Linked DNA regions of Homo sapiens: region 2 is linked to region 1. A link is a contact called in ENCODE Hi-C or POLR2A ChIA-PET data. All regions are on one chromosome and are shown on one strand. The core of a region is the stretch at or near the end of the contact, and the rest is flanking DNA. Distances in the headings are between cores, read along the strand shown.

The links. Hi-C counts contacts between places; a loop is a spot of excess contacts on that map. ChIA-PET counts read pairs that join two places held with the same protein, here RNA polymerase II (POLR2A). Pooled maps may share reads with other maps.
Region 2: a loop to region 1 is called in a map of posterior cingulate gyrus, with 5 times the contacts of the local background. The contact joins the enhancer-like site here to the promoter of CHST13 in region 1. A Hi-C loop is called at or near these places in 3 of 168 maps with a recorded cell type or tissue (Calu3, natural killer cell and posterior cingulate gyrus) and 10 of 50 pooled maps. POLR2A ChIA-PET finds 5 or more read pairs at or near these places in 1 of 52 experiments (H1).

Annotation. Positions count from the first base shown.
Region 1 is chr3:126,521,893-126,525,813 of GRCh38, reverse strand. CHST13 (carbohydrate sulfotransferase 13) reads right to left here and starts at 1,659. Exons shown (of 3, transcript NM_152889.3): 1 at 1,385-1,659. The coding sequence starts at 1,481. RefSeq lists enhancers at 272-772, 773-1,273, 1,334-1,834, 1,835-2,335.
Region 2 is chr3:126,604,904-126,608,729 of GRCh38, reverse strand. It overlaps TXNRD3 (thioredoxin reductase 3), which reads left to right. Exons shown (of 16, transcript NM_052883.3): 15 at 97-231; 16 at 757-1,680. The coding sequence ends at 825. It overlaps LOC105374090 (a long non-coding RNA gene), which reads right to left. Exons shown (of 3, transcript XR_924455.2): 3 at 1,190-3,826. Among named protein-coding and RNA genes, the nearest start is that of C3orf22, 48 kb to the right of the region's middle. Within about 2 kb of position 1,374, at least 5 of the 41 ENCODE cell types and tissues checked have a DNase peak (open chromatin) inside an H3K27ac peak, as active enhancers do; they include natural killer cell, where a contact is called at or near this core.

The DNA of each region.
Region 1 (3,921 bases), core at 410-2,909:
AGACATGGGGACGCAGACACTCCATGCAGTCACTCAAAGATGTATGCTCCTTTGCAGACACTCCCCGGGACCCAGGCACTCAGGTGTCCTCTAACATCCCACGCTGAGCCCTGAGGGGCCAGTAGCCACCAAGTTCTGCCCTGTCTTAGTACTGGGTAAACATCTGTCTACTGAATGACTCGGTGGACAGAGGCTGTGGCAGCCACAGACACTGAGTCCACACCCCAGACTGCCAGGAGATTGTCTGCTCAACACCACCAGACAGCTCACAGAAGGGGTTGTGGGGGTGCTGGAAAGAGACACCCCAGCCCTATCCCATGGGCTTGGGGAGGCATCCAGGTCTGACCTGCTGTGTCTGGACACACAAGGGGCAAGGGGCAGTGTGAGGGTCAGGGGGAGTGGGCAGAGGCCTCCCCAGGCCCTGATATCCTCAAGTCTTGGGCCACTCCCACCCCCACTGCCCAACATCCCCGCCCACCCTGGACCTAGTTACTTACTCCCTGGGACTGTGTCTGCCAGGTTCCAAGGGTGGGGCCCAGGATTCTCAGAGCCCACACTGGGGGTGGGGAGGCGGACTGAGTCGTCCCACCCAGCACGCATACCACATACAAGGAAAGGCAAACAGCCCTGAGGTCAGGAGACCCGGGCGCTGGCTGGGCCCCTCCAGTCCCAAGTAGATTGTATAGCCAGCACGTTGCCACCACACCTGTCTCCCCACTCTCTGGCCCGCTTCAGATTGTGTGAAATGGGTTGATGGGAGGCTTCACATGAGCTGAGGAGAGACTCAGAGCAAAGACTCAGCACCGGTGGAGCCCAGGGCACTCAGCTCTGCGGAGTCATGACTAACTGCCTCAGTTTCCCCAGCCAGACCACGAGTGGGTGCACAGGAGTCCCAAGCCCTACCCAGTGTGGATTTCAGGGTGGAGCAGGGAGTGGCACCCACTGCACAGTAGGACAACCAAGGGACCGGACCGAGTGGCCCAAGCTTCCCCTCCTATGCGCATGCGCCCAGCAGCGCTCATGTCCAGGGGCCGTGGGGTGCGCAGGGGAAGGGGGTGAAGGTAAGGGAGATGGCCTTCCCGGATTGGCCAATTGTCCTCTACCCCCCACAACTGACCCCGGTCTCCAGGCACCGGCTGTGGGACTCAAAACAGTCACCGCTCTGGGAGTGGGGAGGTAACTCCGGAGGAGGAGCAAGAGCCTTTGCTCGCGGGGGCGTCTAGAGCCTTTCTGTGCCTCACCAGCGCCCCTGCCCGCCACCCCTAGCCCCAGCCAGGAAGGAGACAACAGGTGTCCCCCGCGCTGTCGAGGGGTCAGGCCGCGGTGGAAAGCGCGAGGAGCCAGGTTTGGTTGGGGGTGCGCGGCTCGGCCGGCGGGCACTCACCCGGGCGCAGGGAGCGGGGCGCGGCGCATAGGAGCAGGAGCGCGGCGCCCAGACAGGCGGCCGCCAGCACGCGCCGCCGGCAGCAGCGCCTCCCCATGCTGTGCCGGGCGCGCGGCGGAGGACAGTCCGCTGGATACGGCTGGGGGCGGAGTTGCACTGGCCCAGGACCCGGCCCCGGCAGCGCAGCGCCTACCAAGACGCGCGGCGCGGCGCAGGGCAGGGGAGCACGGCAGCTGGACCCCAGCCCCACCAGCCCCTGCGAGTCGCTGGGGACTGAGGAGGCGGGACACGGTGGGGCCGCAAGCCCGCTCCTCTTTTCGTGCCCCCACCCTCACCCAATGGAATGGGGCCGAAGTCCAGGGCGCTAGGGCGGAGACTGATTGGGGAAGCCCCTCGCCTCTGGGCCCCGCCCCTAGGGTTTGCCCAGGGGTGCCATTATCCACCCAAGGCCAAGAGGCATTGTCGCGGTGGCGTGCCCCACCCCGGGCGGTGTCCCCTTGCCTTTTTGCTGCCTTAGATGCCAGGGGCCCAAGGGCTGATCTGGGATGAACCAAGGAGCCTAGTAGAGCGTTGCCCTGTCCATGGCTCTCCGGGACCCCCGCCCTCAGTAAGAGGCCTAAGAGTGTCCCTCCCTCCCCGACCCAAGGCTACCCTGCAGCCTTGCTTTCCTCCAGGGTCTCCAGGTCCTGCCTGAATCTAGCTCATGCAGGTGGCACTAGCCTTTGCACAGAGAGGTAGGGTCTCAGCTTACATCCCCCGGGGAATGGAGCTTGTGCCTCATCGTGTCACCCACAACTTCTCTGGGCACCACGTGAGCTCTGAGGACTTGCCAGGGACTGTGTGTGTGTGTGTGTGTGTGTGTGTGTGTGTGTGTGTTGGGGGGTGGAGGGGGCGAGGTGAGAGTAAAGTCCAGCCTTTGAAAGACACACACATCCAGCTAGCCCTGTGGGCAGGAGCCCACGTCTAACCGCAGGGTCTTGCTGCCCAGAAGTCAGGCTAGCAGGGAACGGGAGGGTGCAGCTGGCACTGGGTGCGCGGATGAGTGCGTTGGAAACAACATTTAGCAGTGTGAGTGCATGGGATAGGGTACTACATTACACTGTAGGTTTTTTTTGGAGTTTTTTGTATAAATGTAAGGGACACAAGTGCAGGTTTGTTACATGGAGATATGCAGTGGTGAGGTCTGGGCTTTCCGTGTAACCATCACCTAAATAATGTCCATTGTACCCATTAAGTAATTCCTCATCCCTCCCACCTCGCTCACTCTCCTACCCTTCCAAGTCTCCAGTGTCTATTATTCCACACTCGAAGCTCCAGTTGTTAAACTGTTCTTGAAAAATGTGGTGACTCCAAACCCACCTGGTGCCGCTTACTGCTGTGGGAGATTAGGAAATTAACTGCACCTCTCTGTTTCCCATTTTCCTGTACGGGGGGATAATCCTAAACCTCAGTGCTGTGAAGATTAAATGAGATACAGGAAATGTTTGCAACAGTGTCTGGCACTCAGTGAGTGCCAGGTAAGTATTTGATATTAGTAATTAATTTGTTTATGGTTACTGCCTGTTTCTGGCAAGTGGCTGGTTTCTGTTAAAGTGGTGAAATAAAAATTTCTCCCTACTATATTTATTTAAGTTGTGGAAGATCTATTTAAGGAAGAATATTAAGCAAATAATAGTTCTGCTGGTTTTGAGATACAGCTTTAAATGGTGATGATGTTCTCAAAGGACAGGGGTGGGAGTCCAGACTCACAGTAAGCTAGAAGCTTCTTATCATGACTTTTCTGGCCTTGGGGAACCTCTAGCCCACCCCCAGACTGGCCCAGGACCCAGGGATTCCAGGTCATCTGCATTCCCTGCCGGACCTAACTCGCATCCAAAGGTGCCTTCCAAATTTCCCCAGACCGGCATTCCCTGGCCTCACTGCCAGCCTGGAATCCTCAGCGCGCTTTGCCCTTATATGCTGCCACCTGGTGGCCAAAGTTGGGAATAACATCTCAGCCCTTCATCCGGAGATGTCCCTGGAAATGGGGTCCCTGGAGAAAGGAAGAGATGGTCTTGGGTCTTGGGGTGGGAGGGTGCAGATGCCTGGCTAGACGCCCGGGGCCTAGGGAGCTTCCCTGCGAAGACGCCCTCTCCCAGGGACTCGCATTCATTCATTCATTCGACAGATACAGAACACCCACTCCGTGCTGAGGCCTGGGTGGAGAGGGTGAGACCCATGCAGTGTCTGCCCTCACAGCATTTCCATTACAGATTGGAAGCACGGAAAATCAGGATAGAGAGATAGAGCGGTGAATGCTGCTGTGAAGAAAACACAGCGGGTACCAGGATGAAAAGTGTGTCCGGTGCAAGGAGGGTGCCGGGGCAGGCCTGGGGGAGGTGGCATTGGAGCAGAGATGTGACTCCAGGGAGCAGAAGCCAGCAGGTACCATTGCAAAGGCCCTGAGGTGATGTTCCAGTTGCTGTTGCTAGGTAACAAACTGCCCTAAAATTTGGCCGCTTAAGACAACCATTTAAATTTTGCTCACAATTTTGTGT
Region 2 (3,826 bases), core at 125-2,624, 83 kb before region 1:
GATACTGTATATTTTAACTGTGAATTTGCAGTGAATGGATCCATATTCAGACCATTAACCTACTGGGATTCTCTTTGTTTTGTTTCTGTATTAAAGGATCGGGTGATAGGATTTCATATTCTTGGACCAAACGCCGGTGAGGTTACCCAAGGATTTGCAGCTGCAATGAAATGTGGGCTCACAAAACAGCTACTTGATGACACCATTGGAATTCACCCCACATGTGGGGAGGTAGGAAACAGGAGGTTTTAAAAATTGGCTTCAGTTGATGTAGTTTGAAAAACTATTATAAAGCACTTGTCAGAAAGATGTCATATTAGTAACTGATTTGTATATTTTTAAATTTATTTTATTTCATTTTATTTTTTTCAGACAGGGTCTCACTCTGTCATCGAGGCTAGAGTGCAGTAGCATGATCTTGACTCACTGCAACCTCCACCTCCCAGGTGCAAGTGATTCTCCCGCCTCAGCCTCCTGAGTAGCTGGGACTACAGGTGTGCACCACCATGCCTGGCTAATTTTTGTATTTTTAGTAGAGATGGGGTTTCACCATGTTGGCCAGGGTGGTCTCGAACTTCTGACCTAAAGTGATCCACCTGCCTCAGCCTCCCAAAGTACTGGGATTACAGGCATGAGCCACCATGCCTGGCCAGATTTGTATATTTTAAAGAATAGCATAAATATAATATTCAGAATGTGTTTTTTTAAAACAATACTAACATCTAAATATGTATTTGTTTTCTTTCTCTTGAACAGGTGTTCACGACTTTGGAAATCACAAAGTCGTCAGGACTAGACATCACTCAGAAAGGCTGCTGAGGCTAGGCCTGCTGCTGTTTAGTTCTCCTTGTCATATTCTCATTTCTCTCAAAGATAAGAATGCTCTCGGATAAAATGAGCCTGTGCTCATGACAGCTGCTCTGTTACTCAGGGACCAGTGCAGGGCTGTCTTACGACACTTAGATGAGAAAGTAGACAAGGAAAGAGGACAGCAGTGGGCATCTGCCTTGTGGTCTTGCTGACAGCGAGAAGCAGTGGGACTGCTTCCTTGACGCCTTAGCTTGGAGCCCCGTTATGAGGTGAGCCAAGGCTGACTCTCGCAAGCCAGGACTGAGCTTCCCTCGGAAAGACCTTTGAGTGGCACCATTCACCTAAGTTAGCTTTTCTGGTCGCTATTGTTTTTATCCCCTTTGCTTTGTTGTTTCTGTGAAAATATATTTTCAGTTAAGAAATGCTATAAAGTAGTGGTTTTCTAGTGCGTGGGCCTAGAATTCACACATGCTCACTGGTGAACAGTGTCTGTGGGCTGCTGTGGGCTGCATTTGGATAGCTGTCTGCATTAGCAGGAAGCTGTACACACTGTGTAGGGTTAGTCATCTCTTTTCTTTTTTGAGGCACATTTAACCTACTGTCAAAACGCTGACTCATGCTTCACCCTCACACTCACTACTTGGTGGTGATAACCTTGAAGCTATTCTCCCCTAATTAATATCTCGAGACTGAGCAAAATATCTCATGTAAGATAAAAGTACTTGAATTGCTTTTTCATGTTCATCTTAATAGTATTATTTCCAAAAGTTTTTAATACTGTATTATGTGAAATCTAACTAATTTATCTGTGAAATAATTCCATCACAGTCTGTTTAATGATGATAAAGTTCCATAAATGAATACAGGTAATATTAAGTGGTTGCATGGGAATTTACAAACATGTCAGCATTTCAGAGGTCCTTCAAGACAGAGGCCCATCCAAGGTCCTTTTGGAAAACCTCTGTGTTCTTGAGTATGCCACACAGTAGTCAATGCAAGGCTCTTTTAGGCCACTTGCTCTCATGAGCCACACTAGCTGTTTAGCTTAAGATTGGATAGGCTGGGGTCACAATTTCTAGCCATTTGTCTTAAAAGACAAATGTTAAGCTAACAGTTAGGAACACTGTTTGTAGACAGGCATTTTGTTACCCTCTTTGGAGGCAGGGAATGGAGCAGTGGGGGAGTGGGGCTGGGAACCCAAAGAAAACTGACATAGGACCTAGTTATGGAGTGGCTTTTTTATTTGGGAGAAAAAAATGTGTCTAAAAGGTGTAAAGTATGGTGTGGTAATTGCTATCCATGTGGCAGAAACAGTGCAGTGGGAAGCCGAGGGAGATGTTATTAATTTCTATTGGCTGTGGGGCAGGGGTAGGGTAATTGAACAGAGTTTAATAAAAGTAGCTGTATTTGAGCTGAATTGCAGGAGATAAAAGGATTAGATTAGAAGCAATATGGAGAGGGTGTGATTAATGCTTTCAACAGACTTGATTTAAATACTTGATAAAATATATTTTTAATAATTTTGTTACTGTATTGCTGAGTGCCACACACACACAGAGCCAGCAGAATCCCAAATGAAGCAAAACCAAAAACCCTGGAAGCCTTCAACTCCTGCTTTGCACTGAGCATGGGGCAAAAAAAAACGAAATCCCAGGCTTGCATGGGTGGAATTTCTAATAGGAAACCTTTGTATAAAGCTGGAAGCCCAATGGGCTGTACTCCAGTGCAAAGTTGAGTGGGAAGCAGACTGCCTCATAGAGAGAGGCAGCAGAGAAGCCTGTGTTCTCACTGATGTCGGTGGAAAGAAGCAATCCATCTTAAGCATTTGTAACCACTGTCCAGGTTACAGACCATTGGAACGGCTAATTATCTTTCTTTTGCAAGGAGGGGAGGATGCTTACATATAAACCTATCTGTGTTGGCTTCCTTTCACCTTTTTATTTTCCTCTCTGTCTCTTCTCCCTCTTTTTTCCTCTTTTTCCTCTCCTGGGGTAAATATGGTACCTATATATTGATGAGAGACTAATTTTACCTGGAAGATAAAACTAGTATGCATCAAATAACATACAGATGTATATAGATCTGCAAGAAATAATTGATAGTGTCTGTTATAGTGGAGATTTTAACATACTTCAGTAATTTATTAGGTCAGACACACAAAAAAATCAGTAAAGACTTATTTTTGAGTAGCAGAATTAACAAGCTCAACTCAAAGATTGTACCCAATATGAAAGCACACTCATTTCAAGCATGCATGGAATATTTATGGAGTTTGCCTTGTGCTAGGCCATAAAGGCTAGGCTTAAGAAATTTCAAAAGGCTAGTGTCGTATAGGCATTGGCAAGAGGATTTCAGCGGTGGGACTAACTAGAAACCCAAAGACCTTAAACTCCATATAGCATGATGGAAAGTAGAGGGAGGAGTTGGTGTGAGGGAAGTGAGGGGTTAGTGGGAGAACAAGCTGGAGAGTTGGTAGAACCAGGAGCTGCTTCACAGGAAGCAGAGAGCAATAGAAAGTTCCTAGGCTTTGAAGAATGATAAACTTGGGAATGCCTGGTCTCATGACTTACTAGATGTGTGATAGGATAAATTGCTTAAATTTTCTTATTCATTTATTAAGTATGGACAGTATTACCTGTCTCACAGACTTAAAGAATTGAACAACATTTATTAAGTTGTTAATATAGCACTTTGGATGGAAAATCTTGGCTTCTGTGATGATAAGTAGGGTCCCATTAAGGAAAGCTCTTGTGGACACTCAACAGTACAACCAGTAGGCAGGCAGACAGGAAGAAGGGGGACAAATTGCTGCTCTTGCAGACTTTCACTGTGGAAGGGAGCCTCCAGGTTGGCCGCCAAATTGGATCTCCACCAATGGGAAATCACACCTTTGTATAATCCCCGCCTGTTAGACCAGGGCTGGTCTGTGTGGCCAGTAGCATATGGCAGGAGTGATGGTATGTCCCTGCCACGATTAGGTCATGAAGAGATTGCAGCTTAAGTTTTGGTCACCCTC